Regions from separate parts of the Homo sapiens genome. Here regions 2 and 3 are each linked to region 1. A link is a loop called in an ENCODE intact Hi-C map of the cell type or tissue named here. Cell type or tissue: heart right ventricle. All regions are shown on one strand.

What was found. Hi-C counts contacts between places; a loop is a spot of excess contacts. Peaks named below come from ENCODE experiments on the same cell type or tissue, not always from the same donor. Only the 100,000 strongest peaks of a DNase experiment are listed, where the experiment ranks them.
Region 2: a loop joins it to region 1, with 3 times the contacts of the local background. A loop is called at or near these places in 49 of 110 quality-filtered maps.
Region 3: a loop joins it to region 1, with 7 times the contacts of the local background. A loop is called at or near these places in 37 of 110 quality-filtered maps.

The regions. Positions count from the first base shown.
Region 1 is chr5:58,883,793-58,891,792 of GRCh38, forward strand. No RefSeq gene overlaps it. Among named protein-coding and RNA genes, the nearest start is that of PDE4D-AS1, 150 kb to the right of the region's middle. RefSeq lists an enhancer at 6,877-8,000. In heart right ventricle, CTCF peaks have their summits at 3,025 (motif pointing right) and 3,236; DNase peaks (open chromatin) are centred at 3,069, 4,499, 7,499 and 7,859; H3K27ac peaks cover 2,991 bases.
Region 2 is chr5:59,376,044-59,384,043 of GRCh38, forward strand. All of the region lies in intron 1 of PDE4D (phosphodiesterase 4D), which reads right to left. Among named protein-coding and RNA genes, the nearest start is that of MIR582, 320 kb to the right of the region's middle. In heart right ventricle, a CTCF peak has its summit at 4,615 (motif pointing left); no DNase peak of the experiment used is centred here.
Region 3 is chr5:59,363,878-59,371,877 of GRCh38, forward strand. The region is part of intron 1 of PDE4D (phosphodiesterase 4D); the gene reads right to left. Among named protein-coding and RNA genes, the nearest start is that of PDE4D-AS1, 330 kb to the left of the region's middle. In heart right ventricle, a CTCF peak has its summit at 4,110 (motif pointing left); a DNase peak (open chromatin) is centred at 4,094.

The DNA.
Region 1 (8,000 bases):
GTCATTTGTCTGTTTTTTAATAGAGTTCTGTTCTTGTCATTGAGCAGTTTGAGTTCCTTGTATATTTTGGATATTAGTCCCTTATCCTATGTACAACTGGCAAATATTTTCTCCTAATCCTTGGGTTGTCTTTTCGCTCTATTAATTGTTTCCTTTGCTATGCAGAAGCTTTTTAGTTTGACACAATTTTACTTGTCTGTTTTTACTTTTGTTGCCTGTGCTTTTGGGTCACACTCAAGAAATCTTTGCCCTGACCAATGTCATGGAGAATTTCCTGTATGTTTTCTTCCAGTAGATTTATAGTCGTAGGTCCTAAATTTAAGTCTTTAATTCATTTTGAGTTGATTCTTATATAAGGGGTGAGATAAGGGTCCATTTTTATTCTTCTGCATGTTGATATCCAGTTTTATCAGCATCATTTATTGAAGAGTCTGTCATTTTTGCATTATGTGTTCTTGGCACCTTTGTCAAAAACCAGTTGACCATAGATGTGTGGTTTTATTTATAAACTCTCTATCCTATTTGATGTGTATGTTTTTATGCCAGTACCACACAGTTTCGATTACTATAGCTTTGTAATATACTTTGAAATCTGGTAGTGGCAGTATTATGCCTCCAGTTTTCCTCTTTTTGGTCAAGATTACTTGGCTATTTGGGATTTTTGTGGTTCCACATTAATTTTAGGTTTGTATTTTATATTTCTGTGAAGAATCACATTGGATTTTGATAGGGATTGCATTGAATCTATAGATCACCCTGGATAATAAGGACATTTTAACAATATTAATTCTATCTGTAAACACAGGAAATATTTCTATTTATTCGTGTCATCTTCAATTTTTTTAATCAATGTTTTACAGTTTTCATCACTTCCTTGCTTAAATTTACTCCTAAGCATTTTATTTATTTTGTGATGCTATTTTAAGTGGGATTGTTTTCTTAATTTCTTTTTCAGATCATTTGCTGTTGGTGTATAGAAATGCTGCTGATTTTTGTAAGTTGATTTTGTATCCTGCAATTTACTGAATTCATTTATCAATTCTAACAGTGTTTTTTTGGTGGAGTCGAGGATTTTCTATATATAACATTATATTTAGTGCAAACAGAGACAATTTCCCTTCATTCTTTCCTATTTTGATACCTTTTATTTCTTTCCCTTGCCTAATTTTTCTGGCTAGGATTTCCAGTACTGTGTTGAACAGAAATGGTAAGAGTGGGCATCCGTGTCTTGTTCCTGATCTTAGAGGAAAAGCTTTCAACTTTTCACCGATGAGTATGACATTAGCTGTGGGCTTGACATATATAGCCTATATTGTGTTGCGAAACATTCCTTTTACACCTGATTCGTTGAGAGCAAATTTGATGTTAATACCTCTCATTCCTACAGGGAACATTGTTTTCTTTTTTTCCAGTCTCTAAGATTGATCTTACATAACTTGACTTAAAAAATAATATTAATAATAATAAACCTGTAAAAGTAGATCACTTGGAAATTAGAAAAATAGAGTTGCTATTTGGTCTGCAGGAGGTCCTGAATCCAAACATTCTTCTCCTCTCATTAGCCCTGGCCTTAGTCTGCTCGTTAGTGGTTTCCAGAGAAACTCTACTTCTGACTTCTTGCCCTCACATTATCTAAAGATTAACCATGAAGAGTTACACTGACAAGACTATTTCTGACCCTGGCCTTTTGCTGCTTTTCCGAGGAGGCTAAGTGTGACTCAAATTAAGAAAGGGGAGAAAAACCCTTCTAAATAATGTGTGACCTATGTTATTAAACACATTCTGTAGGTTTTCACTATACACAACTAATATATATGGCCATGTGCACATGAGTGTTTTAACCCAAGGGACTGCAGAATATATCCCAATTTACTTTTGTTCTGATGGACTGCTCAGAAACTGGATATTGGGGGATTTCATTTTCAATTTGATAATCCCTATTGTGGATTCCAAGCCAGTTCCAGTCATCCCATTTCACACAAAATCTAAGAAATAGGCTCAATTTATCCATAGCTTGAAAGTAGAGTATGTGGTACATTATTCCACGAGGGCAGTCATCAACACCTGCTAATCATTACTGTATGTTTTCATATATTTTCTCTCACAACCCACCAGCACCTAATATTCTAGCTGGTAGGAGGCTTAAAATTCATCTGGTTAAATTCCTCTCTTTTATATATACAAAGAAACTGGATTCAGAAATGTGAAGTGTTGCCCAGGTCAGGCAGCTGCTAAAAGGCAAACCCAGTTGCCAACATAATTCTTTTTTGGCTCCCAAATGAGTGTACTTTCAAACCTCAGGAATCTAACTCTCCAAATAACAAGGGGGAAAAAAAACAGCTTCAGGTCTTTATTTAATAGAGGTCTTTCAAAAATCCAGAGGTCCATTACATTTGCCTAAAAAAAATAGTTATCTGTAGGAGGAAATAAAAAAGAATGTGCTATTTACATTTTAGATAGGAGGAAACTGAAGAATAGAAAATACTTCTAAGATTTTTGTGATAGTAACAAAATCAAGCATAGAGCTTTGTCAAAAGAGCTCACTTTGTAAAGTGAACCATCTTTGGACAGTAAATGTGGTAACAAGTAAAATGGTGATTCAAAAAGAAATCAAAGTGCTAGTTGCGGAATTGGTTGAGCGCCCTCTGTTTCAGGCCAAGCGACTGAGGCAGTGATTTCGGCAGATCAGGGCTCTCTGCATGGCTGAGGAGGAGAGGACAGGGCCAGGAGCATGGGCCTGGAATACGGCTCTTCAGTCAGATCCTGCGCCATAACTCCCAATCTGTGTGATCTTGGCAATTTAGGGAGCTACATCTCCTCATTTGTAAAATGTGGAAACAATTATACCACTTCATGTGGTTATTATGAAACTTGGGATCTGGTATGCAATAAGTTTTCTCATTTTCATTATCAACAAAAGAGTCTAAGCACAGATCTATGAGTTCACACAGGGCCTGTCTTAGCAGTTACCTCTTTCGAAATTTGGTGGATGGGAAATGAAAAACGCGTGCTCAGAACAGCCACTAGAGGGAGCTCTCAGGTCACCCTGGCATGGTGGAGGCCGGGCGCCCCGGCAGCCCAGATACATACCCAGGCATTCCCACCTGGTACCAGCAAGCACAGGACCTTACAGGAAACCCAACACCCTAAGGCTGAGGCCCACGGATTTGCAGATCAGATCTCCTCCTTAAGCTGAGGTTTCTGTGGGAAGGCACTTTTCAAGTAGCCTGAAACTGCTGTTCTTCACTGTGTTCAGAACTCAGTTGTGGAGTGTCTCTGACAATAGACTGAGATACTTAAACAGGAAGGAGACTGTGTGTGTGTCCATCTACTCCCGATGATAGATAAATAGATAGATAGGTAGGTAGATAGGTAGATAGATAGATAGATGACAGATAGATAGATGACAGATAGATAGATAGATAGATAGATAGATAAACAGAAGATAGCAGAGTCACAGTTGCCCCTTTATAAATGTAACCACAACTGTGCATTTCTAAGTGGGGACAAAATGGAGGGAGCTGTGGGGACTGTGGACACTCTGGGAGCCTGACCCACTGTGTGTTCTTTTAGAATTGCAGGGCCTGGGGCTGGGGCAGGGAGGGCACTGCCAATCTCTAAGTGGCACAGCACCTACAGCCTGCCTGGGTTCATTTCAGGCAAAATGTGTGTGTTCTCTTTAGGGTGAGGCAAGAGCCAAGCGCCCCAGGCCAAGGATGGAGGATGTGCTTGCCCTCATCCCAAGCCCATGTCTCTGCCCCACTGCGCCAACATCACCCCCCACCGCCCTGCTCAGGCATAACCTTCATGGTCCCTCTCTTCTCCTTACCAAATCTAAAATGCTGAGAAAGAATCTGATTTCCTTGTTTACTCCTCAGGTTGATTTAGCACTTACATCTTAAAACCTAGCCGTAATTTTTGATTTACAGGCTTTGTTTTTGCTGACTCCTTTCAACTCTCACCTTCCAGCATCTTCAACTGTCACCCCAAGCCCAGAACAGTCATCATCATCAGACTGAAGTGTCTTACCCATTGCTTCTGTGAACTTCTAAGAGCAAAAGTATGGGGAGTTTCTTCACTGAAGACGCTCTCCCTGACTTCCTGTTCTCCTCACATCCTGTCACTAAGCTCCTGGCTTCATCGGGTCAGTTCTGACTTGCAGGGGTGAAGAGAGACTGGTAGAGGCAGAGGGAGGTCACATGCTGGCTCCCAGGTCAGGGTGCAAAGCAGTCTGCAGCCTCGGAGAGAGGCTGTCTGTTGTCATTTCTCTCTGTAAGGGTCCAGGCCTTGCCATGAGGGTGAAGGTCACCCCAAAAGTCCACTGCAGTTTTCCATCCTCTAATCTGAAGCCAGACCTTTGTTCTGGCCCCTTCAGCTCTGAAGCGGCTGAACCATTTCCCTGCTGGCCTCATGTCCAAGCTCTTTGACTTTTGGGTGCAAATGATGTCTGGACAGCTGCTGGCCTTAACTTGGCGGCTGGACCTCTGGGCTCTGCTCTCGGGAAGTCTGACTCACTTTGCTGGGGTTATGCCCTCCCTGTTTCTTTCCATCTCCTCTCCCCTTTTTTCCTTTTGGGCTCAGACACTGGGCGGCCCCCAGCCCCTCTTGCTCAACCTACAGACCTCTTCAACCTCTTTTTGCCTTAGAAAAATCAGTTTTGTAAAATCCATTAACGTCCTAACAAGAATTCCAAGTCACAAGCATTCCCATTAGGGTGCCCACCTCCCAGTCATTTCTCCCCTTCCCCACCTCCCTCTGTGGGGATTTGTAGTAGAAATGCGTAGAAGAAATGCTTGTGGAAGGAACTATCATCTTTCCCTGTGAAGTCCTGAAGATCTCCCCTTAATGTTTCGAAAATAGTGGAGCCTACAATTGCTCTTTGAGTTGGGGGCATTGTTGGCCATTTGCTTGTTTTTCAACTACAAGAGCCTTTTCCCTCCTTCAAAAACCAACCACACACACAAAAACCCACATGAGCCATCCTGTCTTGGATATGCATCCCTGGGGTTAGCCCAGTGCTGGTTTTTATGTGTCTGCAAAATTCCTCCATTACCCACCCTAAATTGTCACCTCATTTCTTGCCAGTCTGGATCTACACACTGAGACCAGGAGACCATAAAAAAAGAGAGAGAGAGAGAAAGGAAGAAAGAGAAAGAAAGAAACAGAGAGAGAAGAAAAGAAGGAAAGAAAGAAAGAAGAAAGAAAGAAAGAGAGAAAGAAAGAAAGAAAGAAAGAAAGAAAGAAAGAAAGAAAGAAAGAAAGAAAGAAAGGAAGGAAGGAAGGAAGGAAGGAAGGAAGGAAGGAAGGAAGGAAGGAAGGAAGAAAGGAAGGAAGAAAGAAAGAGAAAAGCACATACATACAGCAAAGAGGAATTGATTGTGTTTGCTTCTTGCCTCAGGGATAGTTTGTTGCCATTGATTTCAGGTCATCTGGAATATACAATTTTGCCAGTCCTTTAACCACAGTTTTAGTAAATAGGATAATTAATTGAGCAGATTTTAAAAACAAAGTTCTATGAGAGATCTCTCCATGGTAGCCCCCAAATCCAGTGCTCTGTCTTCTCTCAATGCTACAATGACTCTCCACTGTGCTCAAATGTATGCCATTTGTGCATCCACTTCTGGCCTCTAACAGGAGGTGAATAATTTTGCTGAGAGACTGGAGAGTTGTAGAGAATTAGAGATAATTTCTCTGCTCCTGTGCTCTGTGTACACAAACACAAGCTGGACACAGGCCCGTGGGAATAAACCCCGGGTGCAGGCAGTATTTCCTGAAACCTAAGACACTGCATGCTGGACTCACTAAACCTTAAGGATGGAGGCAGTGTGGTTAAACACCTCCAGTTTTCAGATAAATAGACAGGTCTGTGATCTTCTGGAAGCAGAGCAGAAGATGGAAGCTTGGACTCTGGCACTGAGTTGCCTGGATTGGAATCTGACCTCTTTAATTCCTGGCTGCTCTGCAACCTTAGGTATAGTGCCTAACCATTCTGTGCTCAGCTTCTCTATCTGTGAGATACAGATAATTATAGGCTGGATGCAGCGGCTCATGCCTGTAATCCCAGCACTTTGGGAGACCGAGGCCGGCAGATCACCTGAGGTCAGGAGTTTGAGACCAGCTTGCCCGACATGGTGAAACCCCACCTGTACTAAAAATACAAAAATTAACCAGGCTTAGTGGCGTGTGCCTATAAGCCCAGTTACTCGGGAGGCTGAGGCAGGAGAATCGCTTGAACCCGTGAGGCAGAGGTTGCAGTGAGCCAAGATCCTACCACTGCACTCCAACCTGCGTGACAGCGAGACTCCCTCTCAAAAAAAAAAAAAAAAAAAAAGAGAGAGAGATAATTGTAGCATTTGCCTCATAGGGTTAGTTGACCAAGCAAGTTGATACATTTACAGCACCTGGGTGAGCCCCGTGCTGAGCCTGTGGTTGCTCCTTGATAAATAGACCATGGATGAATGAATGAATAATTCAACAGGGACTGGTGTACCCACTTCGCAGATCAAGAAATGAGGCTAGAGAAGTTATGGGGTGCACCCAAGGCTACAAAACTAGTGAGAGGTGACATGAGGCCCCAAAAGCAGCTCCTGGCCCCCTGCCACCACATCACATGGTCACCCCATTGCTGATGACCCCGGTAAAGCTCAGCAAGCCAAGGTGCGGTCACCTCGGTCCTGTCCTGCCTCCGACACTCAGCGAATGACCTGTCCTCAAACCTGGCAAACAGTAGGCTCTATGTGCAAAGCACCAGCTTTAACCCAGCACCTCCTCCCACTCCAGTGGGGCAATTCACTGTCGAATCTTCTCGGCGACGCAGGTAGGAAACCCCCGGCATCTGCTCATTAGGGCTCCTTCTCATTTTTTAAACGGAATTGTCATACTGGCTACCTCTGTGCTCGCACAGACTACCACAGCGCTGCCACCAAGTGTGAGGAGCCCAAGATCTTTGTTCTCTCTTTGTTCTGAAGGTGACTATTTCTTCAGGGCACGCCTTCCATCCCTCTCCTCTGCCCACCCCTACTTGCTATTCTGATGGAGTTCTCTGTCTCAGATGAGAAGAGGGGACTCCGACTGTGCGGTCCCCGCTTCCCTTCTCTCCCTTTGTCCTCCTCCCTCCATCAGACATCACGATACTCTTCTTTGCCTGCTTTCCTCTGCCTGTTCTTCTTATTTTATGCCCTCTGTGCTCTTAAGGGGGAAGAAAGGGGGGCTTCCAGTGATAAGCCCTCAGCTCCCTGTTCCCAAATGCATCCTAATCAAAATGGGACAGTTGTGACACCACATCCTAGGACTATTAAAATGTCCTCTTTGTTGTTTCACCCCACAGCGGACAGATTAAGGACACAGGCATCTGTTGGGAAGCATAATTGTCACTGCTCAGTTCCATTATCCCAAGGAGCAGCCTCCTCTGACGTTATCGCAAGTGACCTTGAGCTGCCCAAGAAAAATGCTGTGTCTGTTCTAACGTTCTTGGCGACCAGAATTCCCCCAGAGGAGCAATTGCGTCAAGGATGAATAAGATCAAGAGCAGCAAAAATCACATCATTCATCCGGTACAGAGGGAGGATTTCAGGCTGGATTTTATGTGGTTAGGTTGCAAGTTTTTTTGTTTTTTGAAGATGTTTTATTGCTTGGGAAGGTGAAGTGTAGCCTTAAAGTATTCTCATTCTGTGATGACACCCTGGCCCCAGGGGAGAGCTCTGGCAAATGCTCAGGGGACCCTCCCTCCTAGCCTTTGTTTTTTTAGTGATGACTGTGGATGTGGAGAATGCAGGAGGCACAATCTTCTTGGCAATGTGTTTCTGCTGTCGTCACACTGTGCACTTTAAGTACAGATTTCTATTTCACTTTTCCTCTGCACCCGCCCATCTCACTCTTGCATCTGGTGCCCCCCGCCCCTCCCCCGTGTTGCTGGCTTCTTTTCCACCCCTGTGTGTTCTTTGAGCCACTTGAATTTCACTCTGTCCTTTGACCTTTGCCGCGCCATGAGCTTGCCTTTC
Region 2 (8,000 bases), 490 kb after region 1:
ATAAGAGCCATCAATGATATACCCACAGTCAACATCATACTGAATGGGCAGAAGCTGGAAGTATTACCATTGAAAATGGGCACAAGACAAGGATGCCCTCTCTCGCCTTTCCTATTCAACATTTTGGAAGTCCTGGCTAGGGCAGTTAGATAAGAGAAAGAAATAAAGCACATTCAAACAGGAAGAGAGGAAGTCAAACTATCCCAGTTTGCAGATTACACGATCCTATATCTAGAAAACCACATAATCTCAGCCCAAAAGCTTCTTAAACTGATAAACAACTTCAGCAAAGTTTCAGGATATGAAATTAATGTGCAAAAATAACTAGCATTCCTACACACCAACAATAGTCAAGCTGAGAGCCAAATCAGGAATGCAATCCCATTCACAATCACCACAAAAAGAATAAAATACCTAGGAATACAGATAACCAGGGAGGTGAAAAATCTCTACAAGGAGAACTACATAACACTGCTCAAACAAATGAGAGACGACACAAAAAAATAGAAAAACATTCCATGATCATGGACAGAAAGAATCCATATTGTTAAAATGGCCATACTGCCTGAAGCAATTTATAGATTCAGTGCTATTTTTAATAAATTACCACTGAGATTCTTCACAGAACTAGAAAAAACTATTTTAAAATTCATATGGAACCAAAAAAGAGCCCGAATAGCTAAGGCAATCCTCAGCAAAAAGAACAAAGCTAGAGGCATCATGCCACCCAACTTCAAACTATACTACAGGGCCACAGTAACCAAAACGGCATGGTACTGGTACAAAAACAGACACATAGACAAATGGAACAGGATAGAGAACCTAGGAATAAGACCATATACCTACAACTATCTGATCTGTGACAAACCTAACAAAAACAAGCATTGGAGAAAAGATTCCCTATTCAATAAATGATGCTGAGATAGCTGGCTAACTATATGCAGAAGATTGGACCCCTTCTTTATACCATATACAAAACTTAACTCAAGATGTATTAAATAGTTAAATGTAAAACCCAAAGCTATAAAAATCCCAGAAGACAACCTAGGCAATACCATCTTGGACACAGGAACAGGTGAAGATGTCCTGACAGGCCAGGTGTGGTGGCTCACACCTGTAATCCCAGCACTTTGGGAGGCTGAGGCAGGCAGATCACGAGGTCAGGAGATCGAGACCATCATGGCTAACACAGTGAAACCCTGTCTCTACTAAAAATACAAAAAATCAGCTGGGCGTGGTGGCGGGCGCCTGTAGTCCCAGCTACTCAGGAGACTGAGGTAGGAGAACGGCGTGAACCCAGGAGGAGGAGGTTGCAGTGAGCTGAGATCATGCCACTGCACTCCAGCCTGGGTGACAGAGTGAGACACCCATCTCAAAAAAAAAAAAAAAATATGTCATGACAAAGACACCAAAACCAATTGCAACAAAGGCAAAAATTGACAAATGAGATCTAATTAAACTAAAGAGCTCTTGCACAGGAAAGGAAGCTGTCAACAGAGTGAGCCTATAAAATGGGAGAAAATTTTTGCAAACTATTCAACAAAGGTCTAATATCTAGCATCTATAAGGAACTTAAACAAATTTACAAGAAAAAACAACCCCATTAAAAAGTGGGCAAAGGACATGAACAGGCACTTTTCAAAAGACATACATGCAGCCAACAATCATATGAAAAAGTCTTCAACATCACTCATCATTAGAGAAATGCAAATCAAAACCACAATGAAATACCATCTCACACCAGTCAGAATGGCTAGTATTAAAAAGTCAACTTATACACTGTTGGTGGGAGTGTAAATTAGTTCAACAATTGTAGAAGACAGTGTGGCAATTCCTCAAAGACCTAAAAAAGAAATACCATTTGACCCAGCAATCCCATTACTGGGTGTATACCCAAAGGAATAGAAATTATTCTATTATAATGACACAGGCATGTGTATGATCATTGCAGCACTATTCACAATAGCAAAGACATAGAATTAACCTAAACGCCCATCAATGATAGACTGGATAAAAAAAAATGTGGTGCATACACACCATGGAATACTCTGCAGCCATAAAAAAGAATGAGATCATGTCCTTTGCAGGAACATGGATACAGCTGGAGGCCATTATCTTTAGCAAACTAATGCAAGAACAGAAAACCAAATACCATATGTTCTCACTTATTAGTGGGAGCTAATTGATGTGAACACATGGACACAAAGAGGGGAACAACACACACTAGGGCCTACCAGAGGGTAGAAGGTGGGAGGAGGGAGAGGATCAGGAAAACTAATAGGTAGTAGGCTTAATACTTGGGTGACAAAATAATGTGTACAAGAAGCCCCTGTGACCCAAGTTTACCTATATAACAAACCTGCACATGTACCCCTGAACTTAAAAGTTAAAAAAAAGAATTCAGAAGAAGAAAATGAAAGAAAAGTAAACCCGAGTGTATAGTCCTCCATCTCCTAGGTTCTAAGGATTAAAAGCTCCAAGAAAAGTGTTAGAAAAATACATAGTGAATTAAGAAAAAATTATTCCTTATAGTTCCAACGTTGTGTCTTTGCTTATACTATGTTCACCCTTTTAGGTATGTTTGTACAAAATGAAAAAGGAATAAAAACCAACATTTTAGAGGATAATTCATGCTACTCAAAACAATCACGAGGAAAAGCTGGGCTGAAACTAGTGACAAGCTTTTGCATTGTGCCACATTGCTGTCACATTTTTGCCCATATTATTTATGAGATTTCTTCAAAATTTTTATACCAGGTCATTCTTAAGGAATTCTTTGCTCAGGAAAAAGTCCAAGTTAGCATCCTTCAGACCCCTGCTGTCTCTCCAGCTCCTCTCCACACACATCCATTTATAGGGAAAGGCAAGGGCAGAAAGCAGATTTAGAAGAGAAAAAGGATAGAGGAGCATGAGTGTGTGTGTCCACGTGTGTGTGTTTGTGTGTGTGTGTGTGTGTGTGTGATGTGTCCTGCTTTACCACAGTCCAGGGAGCTTACAGGGAAGTCCATGTTCAATATCAGCACTGCAGGCCTCTCCAGCAGGCCCTTGTTCCTTCCTGGTCTTCACTGCCTAGTGCACGGCAACTAAGCCACAACACCCAAACCTGAGACAAATCATCCCATCCCAGGGCTAAAAAAGTGACTCTAATGATGTGTCTGCGTAACAATCAATAATTCATTTAAATTGATTGCCTGATACATAAATAATTTCCTTATAACCTTCTGACTTTTAGCACCACTGATCTAAGAATCACACCTAAAAAAGTGCTGTCAGAATGCAAAAATAGTTTTCTGTTTGAATAATACTTATTTTTTATGACCATATGAATGATGAATATTCATGATAGAAATTTGGAAAATTCAGAAAATTAAATTTTTTTAAAAATCATCTATACCGAGAGGCAACTTGTAAATCTGGCTCATTTTCTTTATTTTTATATGTATATACATATATTTACGCATCTAATTTTAACATTCAATTGAGATTTGATGTACATAATTTTTGGATTCTGCTTTGCATTCATGGTTTACTATAAGCCATTTTCTCTATCACTTAATGTCATTTGAAAATATATTTAATGGTTGACAAGATTCTATTGGCTGGGTCTAATATGAAAATTTATTTAAACATTAGTTCATGTGAAATACATAGAATATACCTAGGTTCTCAATATTATAGGTATTTTTACGGTGAATATCTTTGAATATAAATATTTTAATATCCCAAATTACTTCCACAATCCAAATATCTACAAGCAGAATTACTAAATTAAGAGGTAGGATTTTAAAAATATCAATGTTTATTTTAGATTTAGGGGCTACATGTACAGGTTTGTTACATGAGTATATTGCGTGATGCTGAGGTTTGGGGCAGTGCTGATCCCATCACCCAGGTGGTCAGCATTGTACCCAGTAGGTAGAGTTTCCTCCCTTATTCCCCTTTCCCCTCCTGGCTTTTGGAATCCTCAGTGTCTACTGTTACCATCTTTGTGTCCATGTGTTAAAGGGTAGGAGTAATTTTGAGGCTTCAAGCTTCTGCTGATTTTTAAGCATTTTTCTGAAATAAAACTTTCAAATTAGTTCATAAATCAATGTAACAGATGACATCTGTCAATATACATTATTATATGCATAAATCATATGCATAAATAACATGCATTATTTTATTATGATTTTATAAAAGATTGACACAACATAATTCAAAATAACTTATTTACTACAAATAGGACTCACCACATGAAAATTAGAATCTAAAGCAATTAAAAAAACTATTAGGAAATGAAAAAAAATCCCATCATATAAATCCTCAATTTTGGCCATATTTTATGAAAGGGCCAAAAGCAATCAAAAAAAAAAAAAAAAAAGAGAGAGAAAGAAGTGAGAAAGAAGTAGGAAAAAAAGAAGAAAGACATGTGGCTATTATTACAGCAACATGAAGGTGGTCAACCACTTCAAGTTTTTGTGGTCAGTGAGGTCACAAGAGCTACAGGCTGACATTTCAAACAAATTATGCACATTGAGGTCACATCGCTCTACTTCAGGCAGTTTCTCATAATTGTAGTGTTCTGTTTACAAGAGGTCCTTGACTTAAAAATGTCCTTTTGTGCCCTCTAGTGTTTAAATTCATCAAAGCTTTTGAGAAGTTCATATCTTGTTTCTGAACTCCAGTTGAACAACATTTCATTCTTAGACCAAGTGTTTATCTGTATCTGAAGGGGGCCAACATACATCTTGTTCCAAAATCTCTAAAGTTTACTTAATTTTTTTTTTATTTCAAAGGGAGCTAGGTAGGGGTTGGAAAACTACCACAGAGCAAATCCTGCCCACTACTTTTTTTCATTTTGTAAATAAAGTTTATTGGAACATATTATGCTCATTCATTACAGATTGTCTACAGATAACTGCATTTGCTCTGCAACAGCAGAGTTGAGTAGTTACTACAGAGTTCTTGTGGCCCCAAAAGGCTAAAATATTTACTATCTGGCTTGTCACAGAAAAAGTTTGCTGACCCTGGAGCTAGAGCTCTGATAATTAGATTGGATGCCATGACATTTTACAATGCCCTTTAATTCCACTCCCTTTCCATCAACCCCCGGAATACTAGTTAAAACAAAGACCATTGTAGGCCAGTCCATTAGCTTTGTGGTCCAGGTACAAACTTTGCAGTTTTAGTGAAACCATTTGTTAATTTTTATTTTTCTAATATTTACTTAGCTTGATAATATCAACTCCGTTCTGATGACTTCGATATTAATATGATTATATTGGAGAGAATATAATGAGATCAAATCGCTTTACCCATCAAGACCAGGAACTGAAGAACTTCTTCCTCCTTTGCTACCTCATCTCTTAGCTAGAACTTAGGTGAGTAGATTAGTATCCTCATTCCTCTTTATTTTTATATAATTAATAATAATATTTGCAATTATTTTGAGAAACATATATCTTTTTTTGAATAAAGTAAACATACCGTTTATAATTAATATGGAATTTAGTTTAAGTTCATGCTTGATTTAAATCTCACACAATCACCTCTTTTATATACTAATGAAAGCACGGTGCACAATAATAAAGCCGTGGTCCTATGTGGTCAACTTACAGGCTACCTTCTTTCCTCAGTGCAAATATCACGTCTTTCTAAGTCCCTCTAATATTTTATCCTCTCTTTTGTGTATCTAGAAGCTTTACTGAAACTTCCTACTCCTTATCTGAAATAGTTGACATATAGTTAATAAGAGCTTTTTTCCAGGAAGTGGATCTATTTTATTGCTTTCTAACTTAACATGTTTCAGAATAGTTACAGCCATTTTTTTTATTCAAAGGTACATGTCAGCAATAGTCTGGCCAGAAATTTTGCACAATAATAGGAGAAAACAAAAAACTAGGGGCTTAGAAAAGTGAATGAAAACAGTTTTCAGTTGATTATTTTGTTCCTGAAAAGGCATCTTTTCCTCATGACATGCATTCATGGCCATTGTAGATTACATGCCTGGAGCTGCCCTTCTCAGCCTTTCAACCTCTCATTACATGCATATTCTTTCCTCTGTTCTTTACAGTCCCCCATTTCCCTGACACAGACCCCGCACTACAATCCTCTTCCTTATACTTGACACAGAAATAATTTAAACACAAACCCAAATACAAACACTGCATAGATTTACCATATGGAATCACATATGTAAAATTTCTGAATCAAATAACGCAAACCCACAATGTTACTTTCCAAATATATACAACAACAACAACCGAATGGGTGGTGAAACATATTACTTATGAAAGGTGCTCAATGTTAAAAGCAATTAAAATAAAATTCAGAAAAAAGTGATACCATACCTCTATTCCACAAGCAAAAAAAATTTCCAAACTTACCTGCAAAAGAAAAGAACAATAAATCTCAAATCAGAGGATATTTTATTTTTTTCTAGTAAATTTGGCAAAATTGTCATCATAAATATAGTTATTTCTTAATTATCACTGTGTATATCACTCTCTGTAAATAATGCTTATTGGTTCTTATAGATACCAACAGGGCTGGCAGTGACATTCTCTAAAGGCCAATTCTCATAGTCCATAGGGTCATTTTCCATATGTAATCTGCTTCATAAGAAAGTTTTTAGAACAAAAACTTAAACAATTCCCTGGACCCAGGAAATCTGCATTACAAGACATTTTTGGGGGTGCTAAATCCAAACAATGAAAAAAGAAAAGGTTTTGGGGTCAGACTGACCTGGACTGAAATCCTAGTTCTACTGTAGCCTGGTAACTCAAGCCATTTTATGTCTGTTGAGCCTCAGTATTTTCGCCTATAAAATGGGGACATTATATTTATGTAATTCAATTATTCTAAGCATTGAAGTCATTTTGTGGCATGCTGTAGACACTCAAAAAATATTGCCTTCACACCATCCTGTAAGCTTTATTTTATGCCAATACTTTGCTGAAACATAAATGCTTAGTGCGGTATCTAAAGCATGGAAGAGCTTTAAGCAATTAATAATGGATAGAAAAGTAACAAGTTTTACATTTCCATCTTCATAGTGTGACCAAGTTGGTTTACATGAAATATTAATCATCTTCTAGATGCTGGGCAATTTATTTCCCGGTGTAAATTCAAGTGTTTCACTCAGAGTTCAATCAATTAACTGAGAGTATGGCAGTCTTTAGCACGGTCTCTACATCCCATATATTCACATGATGCCCCCTATTATGTCCCCATTCACGATCTCACTTATGTCCCCTCACTGCAGCCTCACTAGCCTTCCAGCCATTCCTGGAAAAATCGCAAGCCTGCTCCAGTCTCAGGATATTTGCATTCCCTGCCCATTTGCCCACGAATCTATCCCCACTCCCCTTCAATCCTTGCCTCAAAGGGCCCTTTCTAACCTGATTTCCCTATTGCAAATTCTAACCATATTCTCAGCCTCTGTATTGAACTCCCCTGCTATTGCACTATTTGTTCCCTAGCACTGAGAGCCTTCTAAGACGCTACACAATGTATTTATTTACTATGCTTACTGAGTCTCTCTGTCCCTACCACTCCATATAAGCTACACAGAAATAGGGGTGTCTGTTTTGTTCACTATTGAATACCCAGAACCTGGAACAATGCCTGGTAAATAGAAGCTATTCAAAAAACATTTGTTTAAGGACTCAATAATACACATATGAAAAAACCAAATATAAAAATATAAATTATACATATATAATCCATATGTATATTTGTTTATATACATATTTTGCTTATATACCTACATATTTATCACACAAATATTTACATGCTGATTATCCATAGGAATTTTTAATTTTTAATTAAATTTTTAGCTAGAAGTAAACCATTTTTGTTTTTGTTTTTGTATTTGTTTTGAGATAGGGTCTCCCTCTGTCACCCAAACTGAAGAGCGAGTGGTGCAAACACGGCTCACTGCAGTCTCAACTTCCTGGACTCAAGCAATCCTCCTGCCTCAGCTTTCCAAGTAGCTGAGACTACAGGCCCATGCCACC
Region 3 (8,000 bases), 480 kb after region 1:
GAGGAGGCCTAGAGTATAGTTCAGCTTGAGGAAAAGTGATCCTGTCAATGTTTGTATGCATTGTGCACTGCCCTGCACTTTCCCTCTGAATATTCTACATAGGAGAAAAATCACAACACTTTTCAGTCCATCCAACCAAAGGTAACAATGTGCTAGGGGCTACAATAGAAATCCAGATGTTTGAGTAACAGCAAAAGAAAACAGCTTATTGTTGTTATTTGTTTTTGTTTTGTAACAGAATATATAAAACTTAGGGTGCCATTTACTAGCTATCTCTCAGAACCAGCTAAGAAATTTATAACAGACATTTACACAATTAGGCTATTATTAATAAGACAATTGGACTGGTTCTGGTTTTTGCTTTCAGTGTTACCACTAATTTTATTTCTACTGGTTCAGTGGAGTTAAGTGACCTTCCCAAGTTTGGAAAGTGCTAAATAATGGGGCCTTGATGAAAACTTTAGCTTACCTCTAAATTTTAGAGAATAAGCCATTTTTATATTAGAGATTTTTAATTAAACTTACTACCTTAAAAATGTAGAAGTAAATTTGAGAACACACAATTGTTATTTCATTGGTCAGATGATATCCAGTAAAATCATTTATCCAGCAAAATTCTGAGTTAAATTTGACGTGTTTTTGTTTGATATATATGCTATAGGTGAGTCTTAAGGGATTGAATTTATATTTGAAAATAAAACAAACTTTGGTCAAAGAAACAAAATTATAACTATGGGCTTTTAGGTCTCACCAGGCACTGGATGGTGAAATGCATGAGGCAGCAAGTATTTTTCTAAATATTCTATAAGTGACCCTAACAAAAACACACAAAGCTTTGAAATAAACAGAGCTAAAAGATATAGACTAGTAAGCTACTTTCTATATGGAATTTTGTTCAACAGCTAATCAAACCAACCAGCCTCCCTTCCTTTTTTTCTTCCTCCCTCTCTCTTGCCCACCCACCTACCTTCCTTCCTTCCTTCCTACCTACCTTCCTTCCTTCCTTCCCTCCTTTCTTCCTTCCTTCTACTCACAAATGCATGTTTAGCATCACCTCACATGTCCCAGGCTATGCCAGCTGCCTGCTAGTAGTCAATGGTGAAAACAATTCATGCCCAAAGAGAACTTAGGGCTGAATGAACCAAAAACTGAAACTCAAGGGTAATACAAAATTTGACTGGGCTTAGGTTTATTTAAAGTATCAGGGCAATAAGAAGAGAAGGAATATAAAATATTTATAGAAATAAAAAATAACATGAGCTCTTATTTAAGAAAAAATGTATATAATTAAGAAGAAGGTAGCCAGGTATGAAGCTCATGCCTGTAATCCCAGCACTTTGGGAGGCCAAGGCGGACAGATCTCTTGAGCCCAGGAGTTGGAGACCAGCCTGGGAAACATGGCTAGATCCCATCTCTACAAAAAAGAGAAAAGTTAGCCAGGCATGGTGGTGCATGCCTGGGGTCCTAGCTACTTGGGAGGCCGAGGTGGGAGAATCACCTGAACCTGGGAATCGAGGCTGCAGTGAGTTGTGAGTGTGCCACTGAACTCCAGCACTCCAGCCTGGCTGACAGAGTAAGACCCTATCTCTAAAAACAAACAAACAAACAAAAACAAGAAGATGATTTTTCAGATCATCAACATTAAAAACATATCAAATGAGTTATTTTTGGTGAAACGCCAGTTTGTAACACTGGCCTGGGGGAAATATTTGGGCTCAACCAGTCAATTCTTTCTATTCTGTTAAAGTGGAAAGAGCACAGGAGAGATACATTTGTACAGAAGTTTCTATTTCAGCCCAGTGTGGGTCTAAATAAGGGCTCCGTGGCTGGGGGTACAGAGATGGGTCCTGGTGCCTCCTTACAAAACTTGCAAACCAGCAAGAATCTTACCTCGGAAAAATATCTCTGTGATCTGTGGCAGTAAGCTTTTTCTCAATAAAACATATCAGTAGTGCTCACACATTAAAACTGACAAACGGTCCCTTTGAATCCTTCTTATACACATAAAGAAAAAAATAAGCATGCCTTAGTAGGGCAATCAGTCCTGGAATAGTCCAGAATGAGCTGAATTAGGGATGTCTAAAATATAAACTTGATAGAGCATATAAGATCTGTTTCAGTAGAATATGGTTCTTGCCATGTCAAAAAGAGGCTTTTTCCCCCCAAGATGGTATTATGAACATTTTCAAAAATACAGAAAAATTGAAACAAGTTTACAGTGAACACCTGTGTATCTACTGTTTAGATTCCAACAGTGACATTTAAGAAACTGCTTCTTAACAGGTGATTATCATATTAGGTGAGCAATTATTCAGGTAAGACTCATCTGAATACTATTTAGGATTGTGCCTATGTTTAACCTAAGTTATAAGTCTCTATGTTTTCTTCTGGAGTCTATTTTGAAGGGTGGACTTTGTACAGGAAAGACAATTTGTTTTTTTCTATGTCATATAAAGCACAAAATAAATCTGAATTTCTAAATCTTACTAACAAAAATAAATTCAGGATAAAAAGTAAATCTAAAGATATGCTCAAGATTATGAGTTATCCAAATCAATACCCATTTAATTGATAAAAGCTATCAACCATGAAGTTTTATTCCAGGTTAGTCCTAGGTAATATGTTTTTGGGATTCTCTGAAATAAGAAAATTGTTGGTAAGTTATGAGTCAGTCAAGCACTTGGGAATGAGATAATTGGGAGCTTTCCACAGTTACTGATATTGTACAAACTAAACTATAATATTTATAAATCAAGAGATGTTTTAATAGGTGAGTTGTTTTTGGGTTTTCTGTGGGTTTTATTATTTTGTTTTCTTTTGATATATTTTAAATGAACATTATATAAATGTTAGGCCTTGTTTGTCATGAACAAGACATTGTACTTTTCTATAAATGAAAAAAATTCAACTTCAATAACTCTATTTTTAATCAATTATTTCTGATGTGCCTAGTGTAAAAGTCAGCTTGCTAACTTCTCAGCAATTTGAAATGCAGGTCAAGGTCAGATGACATTACAAGAGTGACAGAGAAAACCTAATTTTAGTCTCCATGAAACTGAAGAACTCAACACAAATGATTACTGAACACTCAGCCCATGTTTGGAGTTGTACGCTTACAAAGGCATCCTATCAGGAAGGAGCAAGTACTGCAGAATCGTGGAAGAAGCTAGTGTGTTCTCAGGTGCTCCAAGAGCTGTGGAAAATCTCAGATTCAGACTATCGACTCCTCAAGTACATTCAAAGAACGTGTATTTGCAACTCTAGTATAAACTCATTACAGCAGAAGTTCTGAGAAAATAGCCAATACAGCTATAAGTAGCAGAAAGTGGCATTTTCCAAAAAAGTTAATGTTAATACTTTGTTTAAAAGCATATTATAAAATTGTCAATACTAAGTAGAATCTAATTACTCCTGAAAAGCATTTCTCATTTAAAAATCTATTCATTAAAATATGCACCAAAATGTTGATCAAGTTATTTCTGGGTAATAGAATGATAGATGTTTTTAAATTTTATTTTCCATAATGTTTATATTTTCTACAATAAATAAAGATGACTTTTATAATCAGAATAAATGAAATACATGTTATTAAAAAACTAGAGTAGTCAAGTTTCTTTTTTTCCCACCAGGAATTTTAGGTTTTTAGTTGATTAGACTTCAAACAAAGGTCAAGAGTAAAGACTTTTGAATCATATTAAATTAAAGATGTCTCATAGATATTTTACACATTGGTGAGATGTAAAGTAGTGAGAGAGAAGTCCTGAGAAGCCAGATAGGCATACACATCATTTAACACCTATGATGGTATTATTTAAAATCAAATCATTAATAGAATCAGCATGATGCAGTTTGCAGAAGCATAACTAGAGAAGACAAGAAGTCTGCCTTACAGAGCCTAAGAAGAGGCATGGCAAGGAAAAAGCAAGAGAGAGAGAAAGAAGCAGAGCTCTTAGTAGATGTAAAGAAATCCACTTCGTGCCAGTTTGCAAGGAAATTTTCCTTTATGAAGAGCAGAGCACTTAATAGATGTAAAGAAATCCACTTCGTGCCAGTCTGCAAGGCAATTTTCCTTCACGAGGAGCTAGCTGTTTGCACAGCGCCCTCTTGTGAAGAGAGGTTTTCGTGACTGTACCTTCACCCCAAGAGCCAAAAACTTCAAGTATCCTTCCAGAGCAATTGCTTAGCTTTCATCAGCTGAGGATTAACTTCCAAGGCTTTTTGAGGATGCATGTATGGGTATGAGTAACACACAGACTTGACATCCGAATTCTCTATTATTAAATGTGCACATAAATATTCCACAGAGTTGTGCTTCTTAATGATAATACTTTAAAAAGAACTTCCTAAAATAGGAAATTAGCATCTATGTTTGTTCCCATGACTTGTGAAACTTGCTCTTTTGCTCTGATGAATGCTGTTTCTCCATTCGGTAAATGAAAATTGAAAAATTGAAAATTGGGGACTACATTAAAAATCAAAAATTGTCCATTCATCTTAAAAATATGGAGACATTTATTTATAAAACGTTAGTATGCTTATGAGTGCCATTTGAAAATGCATTAGGCACCTGAAATTTCATATGATAGTCACTGACAAAAATATTGCCATTTGAGTAATATAAGAATTAGAGACATTTGGTGTGCTTGATTTAGCACGTTAATTAGAATAAAAATCTTTATTCATGTAAATGATTCCACTGATTTGCAATTATCTGGATAACTGCTCAGCAGGAAAAACCAAATTTTGGATACTTCTTGCAAAAAAGTAAATTACTGTGGAATATGATACAATGTATGCAGGAAGAGTTGTGCTTTATGTGATATTCTGACTCAAAACAGGAGAGAAAATGATTTCTTCTCACATTCAGTTGAACAATTGATTGGGAAGTGATTACAAACTTCACTTTGCCTGTCAGTGTCTGTGCTATGTATTTATTGAGGAGCTCATTCATTGCTACTCACTTTCCTAACCAAACCATCATGAAAAACATGCTTAGAACCCTGAGCTAGGTAAAATGAGAATGTGTGGCTTAGCACAAATCATAATTAAAAAGCAATGGCAACACCAAAGGATGGGTTGGGGTGCCCCTCCATAACCGCTACAAGGTTTTCCAAACCCACCACAAATAAATATGTGTCAAACATAAAAACGATGTGCTTTCTATGTAAATGCAAATTCAAGACAAGTCCCCAAGATCCCTTAGCTTCCAATCAAATTGTCATCACTTCTCAATCTACTACTATCTAGAAATTCTACTGTGGCCTTTGCTGAAAGTTCAGAGCATTCATTGATGAGTATCATTGTATTCATGTGGAAGAGATGACATGAGGCAGACAAGGACGGTAACAAGTCTGTGTAGGAATCTACACATATCTAGTGCTTGTGCAATGGGCTTTTGAATAGGCTTGTGAAAAAGACTAACGCCTCCCAACTGTATCTCCATCCCTGACATTTTGCCTGGTTTTCAGAATAGTATATCAATCTCCTTCTTGGAGATTGACATATGGGTATTTAATAGTCTTAGGTTTAATTCCTTCCAGGGAGACTGCAAAATATTGGAGTGCGTAGTTTATTTGGAGAAGAGGCAGGAAGGCGATTCTAGGAAATCAAAGTTAGGTGATGGAGAAGTGGGATAGCAAAGGAAGAAAAGTTAATACAGTGTGTATTAATAAGCAGGGGCAGATGGGGCCCAATCTCCCCAGGGACCTTTTGTGGGACCATATATACACATGCCTCAGGACTGTCCCACTGGAGAATGTGGAACCTGGGGTATATGAGCACCAACTCTGGACCCTCAATGTTGGAGTGTTGCCACTGGGAATGTTAAAAAATTCTGTAAACGGTCTCAGCAGGCTCCTTTGTACTGCAGAAAGCCCCCAGGTGCCTGAGATGGGAAACTGACTGAGTCTGCCATAGCCTCAGGTGAACTCTATAGTGGGTGGAGGGAAATGGGGCAGCACTCCAAGCATTTTCCACAAACAGGACTATCAAACTCAAAATGCTCAAACAGAACCACCCCACCACTAAACCTACTCCTCCCTTGAACTCCTCAAGCTCAATAAATAAAAACACACATTTCCAATTTGTTCAGGCCAAAAACCCTTGAATTATCTTTGACTCATCTCTTTTTCTCTCACTCTATGTAAAAATCCGTCATCAAACACAATTAGCTCTGGTTTCAAAACATTGCCAGAATCTGATCACTTCTCGCCATCTCCACTGCCATCACCCGGGTCCAAGTCACTACTGTCTCCTTCCAAGGCTATTGCAGTGGCGTCATAACCATTTTCCCTGCTTCTACTCTTGCTCCTACTCTATTCTTCACAGAGCACCCAGAGTGATCCTTTGAAAATGTATGCCATTTCTCTGCTCAAAACCCTTTACTAGTTTCCCTCTCCATTTGGGATAAAATCCAAACTCTTTTCCATGGTTTTCAAAAGCCCTCTCCTCTCTTTATGGCCTCCTTTTCTATTCTCTTTCTTGCTTACTCAGTTCCCACAATACTCAACTTCTTCCTGTTCCTTAAACACAATGTGCCTCCTCCTAAGGAGCTTTGCACTTGCTATTTCTTTTTCTTGAAACACTCTTCCTTTGGAAAAATGCATAATTCACTCATTTTGTTAAGATTTAAATGTCAGTTTAACAGACAGGGATACCTATTCTGACTTTTTAATCTAAAATCACACTCGTATTACTATTTCTTTACTCTGCACTAATTTTTTTCATAGAACTAACCATCACGACACACATTTTGAATGTGTTTATGTATTTCATATATTTTGTACTATCCTCCCCACAAAAAATTAAATTCTTTCAGAGGAGAGACATGTTGATTCACTGCTGTTTGGCCAACAACTAGAATAGGGCCAGATAGTGGTAATGGTTCAATATATATTTGCTAAGTGAATTAATTCACTGTTCTGAGAGCCATATGAGATAAATATTGATACTTATTAAACACTTAAACGTTATGATTGATATTGGCCTATAAAAAGTGTAAGCAGCCTCTGCTCACCAGAAGTATGAATATCCAAGGTGTAGTGAAATTATCAGAGTTTAGACCTGTAAGCTTGTCCAACCCGTGGCTTGTGGGCTACATGGCCCAGGATGGCTTTGAATGTGGCCCAACACAAATTCATAAACTATCTTAAAACATCATGAGACTTTTTGTTTTGTTTTTGCTCATCAGCTATCATATTGGTGTATTTTATATGGGGCCCAAGACAATTCTTCCAATGTGGCCCAGGGAAGCCAAAAGATTGAATACTCCTGGGAGGGTATATTACTGTATTATGAACAATGATAGTTAGGAAAAGAAAGGAAAGAAAGGTTGAGACTGGACTGTGAAGGAACTTGAATGATACGTTAGGAGTGGGACCTTTGTTCCATTTAGAAGTGAAAACTTACCAAGTTTCTCTGAACAAGGGAGTGAAATAATAAAAGCAGAATTAATTTCAGAACAATTGATATTTTGATTCTACTTGCAAGGACTTGAGCAGGAAAGATTAGAGGCAGAGAGACAATGTCGTGAACTTTCCCCCACTCGAATCCTCCTTTTTCCCAGTATTCAAGACACTGGCATATGTACTGGCATATATGTACTATTTGCATCTTTTAAACTTAGTTTGAAGACTACTGTATCATCAAATATTTTTCATACTCAGTTAAGGTGGTTTTTGATCTTACTGCGATGTTAAACTACCACACTTTGTTTAGCTGAAAAAAAGGTCTGTCCATGGTTTCTCTGGATTGGAAGTGAACCTACTATAGATATGAAAAGCTCATATTCATTCTTCTTCAGGTTACCTAAAAACTAATAACTAAAGTATTAGAAAAAGATAAGTTTCGGTATGAATATACTATAGGTTATCTGGTGAGACACAGTTATGAGTCAACGGGAATAAACACGTCAAAGGCATCTGTAGTGCTTAGCAAAGTTTCTTTACATCTCTAATTTGTTTCTTACCCAGGGCAAAATGCAAACTGCAGTCTTCTTTTCT